2 separate regions of the Mus musculus genome follow, and region 1 is linked to region 2. Evidence: chromatin contacts called from ENCODE Hi-C data. All regions are on one chromosome and are shown on one strand. The core of a region is the stretch at or near the end of the contact, and the rest is flanking DNA. Distances in the headings are between cores, read along the strand shown. Region 1 holds the start of Tekt4 (tektin 4). Region 2 holds the start of Cacna1h (calcium channel, voltage-dependent, T type, alpha 1H subunit).

Region 1 (6,350 bases), core at 650-3,149, 34 kb after region 2:
AATGTCAGATCCGGTCCTCCAGCCCTGTCATTAGGTCCAGGCTTCTGTACATTCCATAGGCTCCTCCTGGTTGAATGGGTAGTTGGGGCCAGCCAGGGTGATGCTCCTCCCTAGGAGTCCTCGCTGTCCTATAGGGAACCCAAAGGCCTTTTTCTGAGGGAAATCAGGGCAAGTCCTCCCTGAAACCACCTCTTCCTCTTCAGGATGGCAGTGTCTTTCCTGGCTGGCCAACCTCTTCCCAGCTCCCAAGGTTGATGCCAGGCAAGGCCTCCCGTTGGCTTGGTATTTGAAACCTCAAATTCTCCTGGGTGTCAACTTTGTGTCTCTCCTGTCCCTGGCTGGTTCCACCATGACATTCTGATAAGTAGCTGCCTGTGTCCCTGCAGTAATGACAGGCTCACCCCCTGCAGGAAACTCAGCCAGGACTCCAGCACCCGGTCCACCTCTGCCCTCTATGTGCCTCTGTGTATTTAAATGTGTATCTCTGATCCCAGATACACTGTGTCCTTGGAGAGGAGTCCTCTCTGTGGTGCTGTTTCCCTGTATATGTGACTCCTGTATTTTGAATGTGTATCTCTGATCCCAGATACATTGTCCTTGGGGAGGAGTTCTCACTGTGGTGCTGTTTGCCTTCCCATTAGGAACAGGTCCCTGCTCTTTTCCTGGTGATGATGTTTCTGGGACAAAGCTTGCTACAAATGGTTGTTGCTTGTCTTTTTTGAGCCTCCTTCCTTGATTTGGTGTCATTTCCTATGGCTGTATTTCAAAGCCTAGCATCACTCAGTGGCTGGGCAGCCCCCGTGCATCTTGCCTAAAGAGCTAGATGACCTGCCGAGATGCTCAGGAAAGACATCATGTCCATACTGGGTTTCTGAGATGTTGTTGTTTTTCCTATTTGGTGAGTGTAGAGGTGGTTGATCTGTTTAAAGCATGGAAAGGTGTAACTCAAAGCCCCTCACTGAAGCACGGCTTCATTTCTCTGTTTTTATTTATTAGGGGTTTGTTCTGCTCTGGTAGTACTCGGGACAGAACTCAGCTCTTGTCCTTGCTGGACAGTGCTCTGCCGACTACATTCCAGCCTTCTTTTGCTTTTCATATTGAGACAATCTTTAACTTGAACTTGCGATCTTCCTGCTCTTTCCAGTAGCTGGGATTCTAGGCAAACACCATCAGACCCAGCAAGAGTTTCTTTTCTATAGTTTCAAAGCCATGCATGGTTTTGGAGATGTGTGTACATATGGTGTATACATGTAAGTGTGCTCGCTTGCATGTGTATGCACACATGTGTGGAGGACAGTGACTGGCCTCTCGATATCCTCAATAGCTTTTATTATTATTATTATTATTATTGTTGTTGTTGTTGTTGTTATTATTATTCGAGACAGTCTCTAACTGAACCTGGAGTTTGAAGATTGGCTAAGCTAGCTGTCCATCAAGCCCCAGGGGTCTTCCCGCATCCATCTTCCCAGCTCTGGGATTAGAGGTGCGTGCAGCCACACCCATTCTTTACAGAGGTGTTGAAAACCCAGCCTGGGGTCCTTGTGATTGTGGGGCAAGTGCTAGACTGACTGAGACAATCTTAGGGACATTTAGAGAAATGTCTGTTTTCACAGTCTTGGTGTTATGGCTGGGAAGCCTCTCAAGCAAACTACACCCATGAGGCTGGGGACACTGTAAGTGTCAGGCTGAGAAACTCTGGGTCCTTGAGGTGGACACAGCTTTCTGGACAACGACACACAGCTAGCCACCTTCAGGCAGGTAGCCTGAGTCACACGTGCCTTTTCTCAGAGTTCCCTGTCTGAGTCTTGCCCCACTCTTGCCCAGGAAGGCAGAGTCCCTTGTGCTCACTGTTTGGGGAGAGGCAAGGGTCAAGTGGGAGTGAGTCATTGGCCCATCAGCTGCCTGGTCCTGCCTTGCCAAGTGGAGAGGCTCATGCCCAGTGCCTACCTCTGAGGCCAGACCACTGGGCTCAGCCCTCTGTCAGCCTGTGTCCACGCCACATCTTCTTGCGTTGTCTTATCTTCTAGGGCCTGATGACGGATGGGAAACAGGGCTTTCACAATGGCCCTGGGAGTCATCAGAGGAGGGGGTCGCCCCTAATATCCTGCACAGCTCTTTCCTATCTTTATCCAAATTGCTCTTCAATGCTTGGACTCCAGGATTCTTCTTCCGGGAAGTCCTTGGCTGGCTCCTCCTTCCTGCTTGTTGCCCGCTGCAGCCTTGGCTCAGGGATGCCTAAGAGCTTTGGATCCTTCTGTAATTAAAGTGTCCCACTGGCCTGGGGAGAGATGTGGCTGTGCCTCCCACTGCTCCTGTCACTGGGTCTGCACCAGCCAGGGTGGCTCCTTGGGTTGTCACTTCACGCAGGATAGGAGGTGGCCAGATGGCAGTCTCTCCTTTGTTGGCCCTGTCCTGTCAGCGTGACCTTGGGCCCGTCTCAGCCTGGGGCCTGCAGGCTGTGCCTGTTCTGGGTAGAGTCTATGAGACTGCATGGCTTCCCTCCCATTTAGAACCTTGCCGATTGGGGCTAGCGCTAGGGAATCTCCTCTGGCCTTGGGGAGCTGCTGGCTAGACTCAAAAGAAAGGGACCCTTTTGCCCATGTCCGTCCCACTTGTGATGTCTAGAGTTTGTAAAAAAAAAAATCTGTGCAGGGGACAGCTGTACTCTTGGTCAGTCCTGATGCCCCTCTGTTTCCCAGGCATCCTGCAGGGCTGTCCAGTGTGGTGGGGTCTGGTTCTTGGGGACACAGGCAGAGTCCATGGAGCTAGCACTTCTAGCCCCATCATGCTGCAGCTGTGATGTGGGAACTTTCACAAGCCCTTCCCCCCCGCCCCGACTCAATTTTCCCACTGTAACTGCAATGTAGGAAGAAGGGCAACATGAGAGAGGACCCCACCCCACTCCATACAGTCCTGTAGTGCACCACCATTCTGCCCACACATCCCATTCAGTCTGTGCTCACTGTGGCTTTACCTGACTGTTTCCCACTTAGCCCCAGCTTTGAGTATAGTTGTGATGGCCTCAGCAGCAATGATTGGTGTTCCTCTCTGAAAGGGTTGGGCGGAGAGAGGCTGGGAGGGACTGCACCCTGTCACCTTCAGAGCACAAATGCCTCTTTCTTTGGACCAAGGGTCAGACTAGAGGCCGTGGATGATAGGGACAAAGGCTCAACACATCCCTGAAGGTGTCTGGCGAGTCTTGGCCCCTCAAGCTGGGGACTAAGGTCAAAGCTCTACCTTGGAGTCTATCTTGACATAGGGGAACCTACATTGAGACCTGGCCTTCCTCATTAGCCTGGGGGTTCCATGGGAGCATCAGCTACCTGCAGTGCCCAGTACTTGAATACTGCAGGTGAAGATCAGGTAGAGTCACTGGGCCCAGGCTAGTTCTCTTCCTTTGCAGTCCCTGGCTCCACATGTCAGGAATGAATCTAAGGAGAAACTGTGGTGTGCTCTGGGTAGCTCTGTACCTACTACCATGTGGGAAAACTGAGGCACAGAGGAGACAGAGGGAGGCCCACACTGGCCCCCAAAGGTTCTTGGCTTCTAGCTCTTGAGGAACAGTGGCAGCTCTTGCTCCATCTGGTTATGAATTCTCAAGGCTTCTGCCCACAAATTACACATGTATAAAGCATCTACTGGTGGGAATGCCAGGGGCTCCTGCCAGAGGATTGACATGGAGTGTGAAGTGAGTGAGGGGCTAACTGCTAGGGAGTCAGCACAGGGTCGGGGCGGGGGGGGGGCGGGGAGGAATGCACAGCCTGGACAGAGGTGTGTGGGTGAAACCAAGCCTGTGCACTGAGCAGAGAGAGCCTGAGGTTCTCGAGGCGGGAAACGGGATAGGACAGTGGGGAGAGGAGAGGCTGAGGGGCTGTGGCAGTAGACCCTGTGCTGGCTAAGGGTGTGGATTTCTTTCAGAGAGGACCTAGTATGTGAGGAGCCTCTGGGGAAGACCAGGTGGGAGGGGAGGGAGGAAGACCACAGAATGGTCAGGAACTAGGAATAGGTGGCTGGCACATTCTGCAGTCAATGTCGCCCTCTCTTGGTCACACTGGCTATCGACTAGGGTTTCTTAATGCCCAGGTTGGATGGCAGGATTTCCTATCTAACTAGTGTCCTGGGAACAACTGCCCAGACAGAAAGTGCCTCCCCTTTTTGAGCAGATCAGGATACGTGACTCCAGATACATTCAGTGGGTGAACCCCCTTCAGAACACTGACCCAAATCCCCAGGAGGCTCTGATCTAAGTCCAGCTATGGGATACAGGAAGAAGAAGAGGGGCTGGCCCTTACACAGTGGCCCTGGGAATAGATGGGGTCAGGGTGGCTGTGGATACTCTCATGGGTTCAGGTCCCAAAGTGAGTCCTGGAGGCTGAGGTAGGGTGGATGTTTGGTCCTCTGGGCCTGCATGCGGGGTTCAGACCACATGCGCAATGGGCCAAGTTGTGGAGTCCTAGGGTGGCTTAGGGTAATGTTGAGGATGAGAGGCACTTCTCAGGCTGAGGAACCTGCTCACATTTCCATGGCCCCCACCTCCCACAGATCACCCAAAGGGGTCGTTAAGTAGGCAGAACCTCCTCCGTCCTCCTCCAGCAGGGCAAAGCCCACACTCAGGACCAGATCATGGAAGAACATCTCAGAAAAGGAGCCAAGGAGCCAGGGAGGAGGGCAGGGGTGTCAGGGACCTTGGAGCCTTCACTACCCCAGCCCTGGACCTCAAGACCCTTCATACCCCAGCCCTGGACCCCAAGGCCCTTCACTACCCCAGCCCTGGACCCCAAGGCCCTTCACTACCCCAGCCCTGGAGCCCAAGGGTCCCAGGGAACAAGTCCTGAGCCTCTGTGGCTCGGATCACAGTGTGGTGAAGAGTTGAGAGTTGGGGATTGCCTGTGTGTGTGTGTGTGTGTCTGTGTGTGTGTGTGTGTGAAAGAGAGAGAGAGAGAGAGCTTGTGCATGCGCACGCACATGGGCATATGAGTATTTGTGTGCATTGGAAACCTTAGGGGACATTTCTCAAGCACCATCCATTTTGGGGTTTTGTCTGTTTTTGTTGTTATTGGGGGTTTTGTTTGAGATGGGGGTCCTGCTATATAGCCCAGACCAAGCTGGAACTCACTACGTAGACCGTGCTATCCTTGAAATCAGAGAGCTCCACTTGTCTCTGCCTCCTGAGTGCTGGCATTAGAAGTATTTGCCACTATGCCTGGCCAACCTTATTTTCAACAAGGTCTTTCACTCGTCAAATACAGTTGGGCTGGTTGGCCTGTGAACACCACAGATTAACCGTTTCTGCCGTCCCAGTGCAGGGATTGCAAGCATATGCCACCACACCCATCCCCCCCTGCCCCCACCTGTGTCCTGGGAAACAAACTCATGTTCTTGCGAGGCAAACATTTTTACCTTTTACCCAGCTATGTTCCCAGACACTGCTTGGCCCTTTAAGAGGGCAGTTCTGCTCCTCCCCCTTGAGTGACCCTGTTGCTCAGCAACAGGAGGCAGTTGGTGTATACAATGTTCCTTAGGCAACCAGGAACCTTGCTTGGGACAGAGTGACCAGTACTGCTCCATTGATCGTGCCTGGACAATTGCCCAGTGACCCTCTCTTCATTCCGCCTCCCTTCCTGCTTAGCCAGGCAGTGGGTACCATGGCCCAAACGGGCGTGCTCCTGACCAAGGAGCCGGCCCCACAGTCAATAGATGTCTGTGAGCTTCCGCGCAAAGAATATGAAGTGGCCTGCAATACTGGCGCCTACACGTCCTCGGGTCTGGCCACCGCTGGCTTCCGCACAGCCAAATACCTGAGGGACGAGTGGTTTCAGAACTCTTATGCCCGCTACCACCAGGCCTTCGCAGACCGGGACTACTCTGAGCGGCAGCGGCATGAGAGCGGGCAGCTGGTAGCCGAGACTGGGGCACTGGCCCAGCGCACACAACTTGACTCCACAAGAAAGGTGGGAGAGCGCCTGGAGGACATGCATTGCTGGAAGTCAGAGCTGCAGCGAGAGATAGACGAGCTGTCTTCCGAGACGGACCTGATGATGGCCCAGAAGCTGCGGCTACAGCGCGCCTTGGATGCCACCTCCGTGCCTTACTCCATTGCTACTGACAACCTGCAGTGCAGAGAACGCCGCCAGCACCCAGACCTTGTCCGGGACTATGTGGAGGTGGAGCTACTGAAGGTGCAACCAGTGGCTCGGGCTCAGCGTGGGAGGCAGGCTCTGGCTCTCATAGAGATAACACAGGGCCTTAGGGTTCACACAGCACTGTGCCTATGCAGGACTCCTGATCCTTCAGATAGCGGAATTTCTACCACATCCAAGTAACTTTCTCTCTTGTGGGATTCCTTCCAG
Region 2 (6,536 bases), core at 270-2,769:
AAGTCACAATCCCTTCCTTTTGACCTAGGCAACTGTGGTGAAGGGGCTCGGGGTCAAAGCTAGCTGCCTCCTGCACACACACACACACACACACACACACACACCCAGCTGTGCGTGACTTAAATCAGCCCCTGAACGGACTTCAGCCTGGAAAAGTGAGTTCTCAAACCAACGTCACTTCGAGGAGAACCAGGGAGCAGCCCTGCCCGGCACACAGCGCCAATGAGCAGGTGGAAACTTTCTCCCTTTCCGGCCCCCAGACTCCAGCGAGGGTCTTCACACAGGCTCAGGTGTTTCCTTTGGAAAGCTAAGAAGGCGGGGATTCCCATCTTTCCCCCCATCCCCCGCCCCAGTAGGACTCCTGGAGTTAACTACCTTTCATTTCCTTCCACCGGCGGCATCCTCGCCGCTTCTGCTCATACTCTCCCGTCCCGAGGTGCCTCTGAACCCAGATTCCACAGGCTAACCCTACCATCTCTGAGAAGAACGCCGCCCTAGCACCCCTACCCAGAGCCCCCGCCGGATCCCACAAGCCGGGTTCACAGGACGTACGCAGAGGAGTCCCACACCCCAGTCCCCAGCGCCCTGCCAACCCTGTAAGGATATGGGTTACAAACCAGTCGGAGGCACCAGCTGCGGGGCCGCGTGGTTTGCCCGAGGCAGAAGAAGACTGTGGCAGCCAGAGCGGGGTATGGGACGGGCTGTTCCTCGTCGGCGCCCAGGTCCGCACCACACTCGGTCCCTGGGCTCTCGGGAGCCAACACGCTCGACCCGGATCCTCGCTGCTCCTCGCGCCCCGGCACCCCAGGGCTCGCTGGGGAAGCCCTCACCGGCGCTGCAGGAGCCGAAGGCGAAGCGCCCAGGGGCACCCGGACCTCGTCCGCTGCCAGCGTGCCCTCGGTCATGGTGGCAGAGGGCAGCACCTGCGGAGAGAGGGGCAGGCGGTGACCCTGGCCCAGGAACGACGCCCCCGCCCCGCCTCAGGCGGAGCGGAGCTGCGGGAACAGCCGCGGCCGCCGGGATGTCTTTGTCTCTCCTTATTAGAGACAAGTGCGCCCCCCGCCCCCTCCCGCCAGCAAAGCCTGGCAGCCCCACCCCCAAGGCCGAGGCGAAGGGTTGCGGGAGCCCTAGGGGCTCCGAGCCCATAGAGCTCAAGTTCAAAGGGTCCCAGGCGCGCAGTAAGCGCGCGTACCCTCCGCATCTCACCTCGCTCCGGTGGCCAGCGGCGTCCCTGTGGGCATAGCCCGGGCGGCGCTGTCACTGGGGACCCAGTCCAGAGCCCGGAGCTGGGCCAGTATCGCCTCCTCGGCCCGCGCCCCCGGCCCACCCGGCACCAGCTCTCGCGGAAGCTCTAGCTCCGGCCCGCCCAGCAGCAGCAACGGTGTCCCGATGCGGAAAACCGCTAAATGCACGGCGGGGCGGGCGCGGACCGCAGGCACGGGCCGGGGGCGCGGCCGAGCCAGAGAGGGAGCGAGCGAGCCCTGGAGCCCGTCCGCGCACAGCGCAGGAAACTTCGGAGTGAGCAGTGGCGGGGAGGCGGGGCGGCGGGGGCGGCCCATGGGGCGGGGCCAACGCGGCCGGGGCGGGCAGGGGGCGACCCTCAGGGACCGAGATAGGGACGGAGAGTGGGCGGGGGTCATCAGCCCGGCCCGCCCCCACCCAGACGTAAGCTATCCCACAACATCCCTTGGTCCGTGTTTCTCCGTGCCGGTACGCCGCCAGCCCCAAGTCCAGGACTGGGCGAACCCGGTCCGCGCCCCCCTCCCCGACCTCTCCTCCCGCCCCATACTGTCTCGCGGGAGAGCACGGCAGCAGGGGGCGCTCGCAGGGATGCTTGGACGAGGGGCGGGGGAAGCGGCGCCAACGTCCTTCCCCACCCCCACTGCGGGGGCGCGGAGCCGGCGGGGACCCCCTCCTTTTCTCGCGCGCCGCCCCTTCTCTTCACTGCTAGGGTCGGCTAGGGGGCGGGGCTCAGCAGGCGTGGGAGGCACGCCGTGACCATGCCCGCGAGGCGCGTGCCCTTCCCCCACCGCGTGTGTCTTGGGTGTGCCGGGGCGCCAGTGTCTTTGGGGCGCGTGGGCGACGTGGGGCGCGTTGCGCGACGCGACACCAATTGTCCTGGGGCAGTCCGGGTACTCTGGTACGCAGCTCCCCCACACTCCTCCCAGTTTCCGCAAACTTGCCGGTGCCCATCCCCCTCCCCCTTCTCCTGGGGACTGGGGCTCTTGGAAGAACCTCGAGAAGGAGTACAAGCCGAGCGGGGCCTCCCAGCACCCGCCAAGGCACACAGAGGGTATATCCTGAGCATGTCGCTGAATCTCCTTTCATACTCCAGTGGTTGCATGACCCTTGTCCCATGAAGGCATGAGCAGAGGGGCTGTTCCCCCCCTCTCCCGCTGGAGGTATGCAGGGATTTTTTTACTTTCTCACAATTACCACACTAGGGCCATAAAATTCCAGCTCTTAGGTGTACATCCACTTAAATTTCAACCAACAAGGGGCTCTTTCACCTTCAGGCCCTGTTATTGGGGAAAACCATTCCTGTCCTAGACAAAGAGCAGCCTCCCTCTGCCCTGGGGTAGCTGGGCTCTTTGGAGGGCCAGAGCAACATAGCAACCTCAGACCTGGATGGAGCCCTGGCAGGGTGAGCTGCAGAGAAGTGGAGTTTCCCATATGTGGTTCTGGGATTCTAAGAGGATTTCACCACTGAGCCTGGGAAGGGCACAGCCTGGGGAAGGAGGTGGAGAACAAGAACCATGTCCTCTGCCTGTCGGTCCAGGCAGGGCAGGCCCCTGGGCCCAACAGCACCTTGTCTTGTATATGTGAACTTTTCAAGAAAAGAAAAACATTTACTCTATTTTAATGCTCCTACTTACCAGTGGGTGGCTGCGGCCCATAATTAAGGTCCTCAAAGAGCAATTAAGGACCTAGCCACCCAGGAGAGGGATCAGGAAGAGCCTTGAGCCTTGAACACAGCTGAGTGAAGCATAGACAAGCAGGCGAATTATGCCAACGCGGGGTCCTGGACCAGATGGCTGGCAAGCACTGCCACTTTCCTCCAACCCCTCGGAAAGGTTATGATGAAGTGCAAGGTGGTGTTTTGCTTGAAAGCTAGCTGGAGACCGATAAGGTGCCAGGCTCCGATTGGAGCTACAGGTCCGCTGGAGGGGACACTGGACATCTTCTTGTTCTTGGGGGCTTCACTCCAGTGGAGGGCAGGCCAGGAACAAGTGTGTGTAGTGGTGGGGTGGGGCGAGGAAGGAAACATAGTTGTTGGCCAAGGGCAGATGGCTCCTGGAGGACAAGGAAACAGGCAGGGTCCCAGAGCTCTCCAGCTTCAAGACCCCTATGCAAAGGCCTTCTGGAAATCAGGAGATGGCTGAGTGAGAGGACTCAGGAGAGCAGAACGCATCCTTGCAGAGGAAGATGGAAGGAGAGGGCCAGAGCTGGTTTACTATGGGCCCCATGGAGCCTGGAGGGAGCGTCATACACCCTAGACTTGAGGGCTATCTCTCACCCATCTCTGTTTACATTCTGCTGTTCACATTTCTGGAGAAGGGGAAGGGCCCTGGACTTGGTGTGTATGTCTGACTGAGCCATTCCCACAGCCAGCAGGACCCAAAGCCGGCCACGGACCAACTGAAGGGACACCTACACTATGATTTAAACCTTAGGGGACTTCTTCCAATGTCTCCTGTTCTATCAAGCCTTCCGGGGATCTGCTGTACTGCCCTTCCAGGGTCTCCTGTCCCTGGGCTGATACTCTGTCTGCTCAGCCTCCTGTGGCAGTGGTCACTTAAGGTGGCCTTCCACACCCGAGCACCATCAGCCTAGATCATGTCTGCTTCGCTGCAGGGGCCGAGCCCATCCATGTGACACAGACTTGCCTTCAGGAGAGGAAATGAAAAGCAGACACTACTCAGATATGAGATGAGAAAATTGGGTTCAAAACAATGAAAGCATCATACGCTCACGTGGTGAGCAGGCAATGAGGGGACAAGCGTAGGACAACTCAGAAGTTGGCGTTAAAATTGTTTCATTAAACCATACAGAGTGTTCGGATGCATTTTAAAATCCTCCAGGCCTCTGGGAATTTTTTTTTCTATTTCCTTTGTGTGTGTGTGTGTGTGTGTGTGTGTACGTACGTGTGTACAGAGCTGCTAGTTGACAAAGAGCTGAGGACTGGAAGGGGAACAAACAACCAGGGAATTCAGCCAGTGGGAATCCCGTGGCCATGACCCTGGGGAACATTGTTCCCTCCATCCAGCAGTTTATGGTGAGTGAAGGCAGGCTGGCCCACAGGGCAGAAGGCAGTGGGGATGCCTTTGCCACAGCCTGTGGGCACCTATCCAGCTCAGAAGGTGCTCATGGCATCCACCCCCAGGCAGCTACATACCCCAAGACCTTCCATTCTATCTTCATGTGGCTTTGTCCTCTGCCCATACACCCATGTCCCTCCCAGAATTCCCAGTGGTTCCCAAGCTGCTTGGATCAAGTCTGGACTTGACCTACACCCTCTGTGAATAAGTGCATACCCATACGTAGGCACCTTGTATCCTAACTTCTCTTAACTGTCTCCATCAGACACAGCACTCTCCACCTGCCACATTGGCCCTTCCAGACTCCCAGCCCGTTGCTTTCACCTACTGTTAGGTCCTTCAAACGCAGAGGGCCTTGGGGTCCTCTTGGATTCTACCATCCAAAGCTTCTGTCGTTCGGCTTCCCAGCCCTGTAACCCCCACCAGGTGTGAGGCCAGGTGTGTCTGCAAGTTCTATATGGTACTCCTGTGGGTGCTCCCATCCCATGGTGGGTAGCCAGGAGATATTTATTACATGAGTGAGTGATAGCACAGTTAGAGCTCAGAGAGGCCAATGAGATCACCAAGCAGGTGAGCAGCCTCAAATAGGTAATAGAGTTGAAGCTCTAGATCCCACGCTCTGCCTTCCCTGAGGATGCCAAGCAACTCTGCAGCCCCGCGTGTCCCTGGGAGTGCAGAGCTCAAAGGTGGGGGCTCACTTTTTTGTTTTTGATTTTGTTTTCGTGACAGGGTTTCTCTGTGTAGCCCTGGCTGTCCTGGAACTCTCTCTGTAGACTAGGCTGGCCTTGAATTCAGAAATTCTCCTGCCTCTGCCTCCCGAGTGCTGGGATTAAAGGCATGCACCACCACGCCCGGCCGGGGCTGGGCACCTTAAAGTTGCCACAGATCCTTACATCTCTGAAAGGACAGTGTTTGGGACAGTGGGATCAGGCAAAGCACTGGGGATACTACATTCTCTGAGTGGCCCTGAGATGGCCCTGTGTATTGGCCGGCTTTATGTCAACTTGGCATATACTACAGTCATCAGAGGAAGGAGCCTCAATTGAGAAAATGTCTCCATAAGACCAGGCTGTAGGCAGGCCTGTAGGGCTAATAATAATAATAATAATAATAATAATAATAATAATATACTGGTAATTGATTTGGGAGGGCTCACACAGTTTGGGGGGGGTTGTAAATAGGACCACTCCTGGGCTGGTAGTCCTGTGTTGTATAAGAAAGCAGGCTGAGCAAACCACGGGAAACAAAACCAGTAAGCAGCGCCCCTCCATGGCCTTGGCATCAGATCCAGCCTCCTGTGTGGATTCCTGTCCTCAGCTCTTTATGATGAACTGATATGGAACTGTGTTGTATGGAACCCCTTCCTCTACAAGTTGCTTTCGGTCGTGGTGTTTCATCACAGCAACCCCTAACCAAGAGAAGCTGGTACCGGGATAGCGGGGTCCTGCTGAGACCGAAGCTGGTACTGGGATAGCGGGGTCCTGCTGTGACCGACTTGATCGTTCTGTTTTCGGGAGGATTGTGGAAGGACTTGGGAACTTTTAGCTAGAGAGGCCATTGAGTGTTGAGAGCTCAGTGGGCTGCTTTGTTGGAGCTTTGAGATAAGAATGTTGAGAGCAAGCAGTGCAGATGGTGGAGGCCTGACTTGGGAAGTTTCAGAGGGAAAGAGCAAAGACTTCACTGGGCCATTTCTATGAAGAGTCTTCAGTATCTGGTCAAAGAATCAGCTGTGATTAACAAGGCAGGGTAACCACTGAAGTAAAACGTTTGCTTTGCTGGAACCATGAATGTTGGCCAGCTGGGGCTAAAGAGTCCGTTGTGGTTAAGAAAAGACCAGCATCATGGAGGTGAAGCCTTGTGGGAAGTATTTCTTCAGGGTCAGCACATAGAAGCTGTGTTCCAGAGGCAGTCAAACTTGGTGGTAATGTAAGAGTCACCCAGGTGGTACTGGTTTTAAAGGCATAAAGGGGTCACGGAGAGCAGCTGAAGCTTGTCACTGTGTAGCAGGGCTGGAATCCCTGAAGAGAGCCCAGGAGAGGTTATTGGTGAAGCTGCAGTCCAGTTGCAGCAAGGGACCCCAGCAGTTTTGGAGATGCCAGTACTATTGGATGACCACCAAGAACAGCAGCAGCGGTGGAGTGGAGCCAGCCAGAGCCTAGAAGACTCACTGTGTGTACTGTAGAGGGCAGAACCAGAGAAGTGACCCAAGCCACCTAG

Evidence for each region. Hi-C counts contacts between places; a loop is a spot of excess contacts on that map.
Region 1: a map of heart shows a loop between it and region 2 (2.9-fold over the local background). The contact joins the enhancer-like site here to the promoter of Cacna1h in region 2. A Hi-C loop is called at or near these places in 1 of 37 maps with a recorded cell type or tissue (heart).

What each region holds. Positions count from the first base shown.
Region 1 is chr17:25,466,077-25,472,426 of GRCm38, forward strand. Tekt4 (tektin 4) reads left to right here and starts at 5,514. Exons shown (of 6, transcript NM_027951.1): 1 at 5,514-6,179. The coding sequence starts at 5,646. Within about 2 kb of position 1,900, at least 1 of the 3 ENCODE cell types and tissues checked has a DNase peak (open chromatin) inside an H3K27ac peak, as active enhancers do; it is heart, where a contact is called at or near this core.
Region 2 is chr17:25,432,264-25,438,799 of GRCm38, forward strand. Cacna1h (calcium channel, voltage-dependent, T type, alpha 1H subunit) reads right to left here and starts at 1,520. Exons shown (of 35, transcript NM_021415.4): 1 at 1,207-1,520; 2 at 607-923. The coding sequence starts at 905.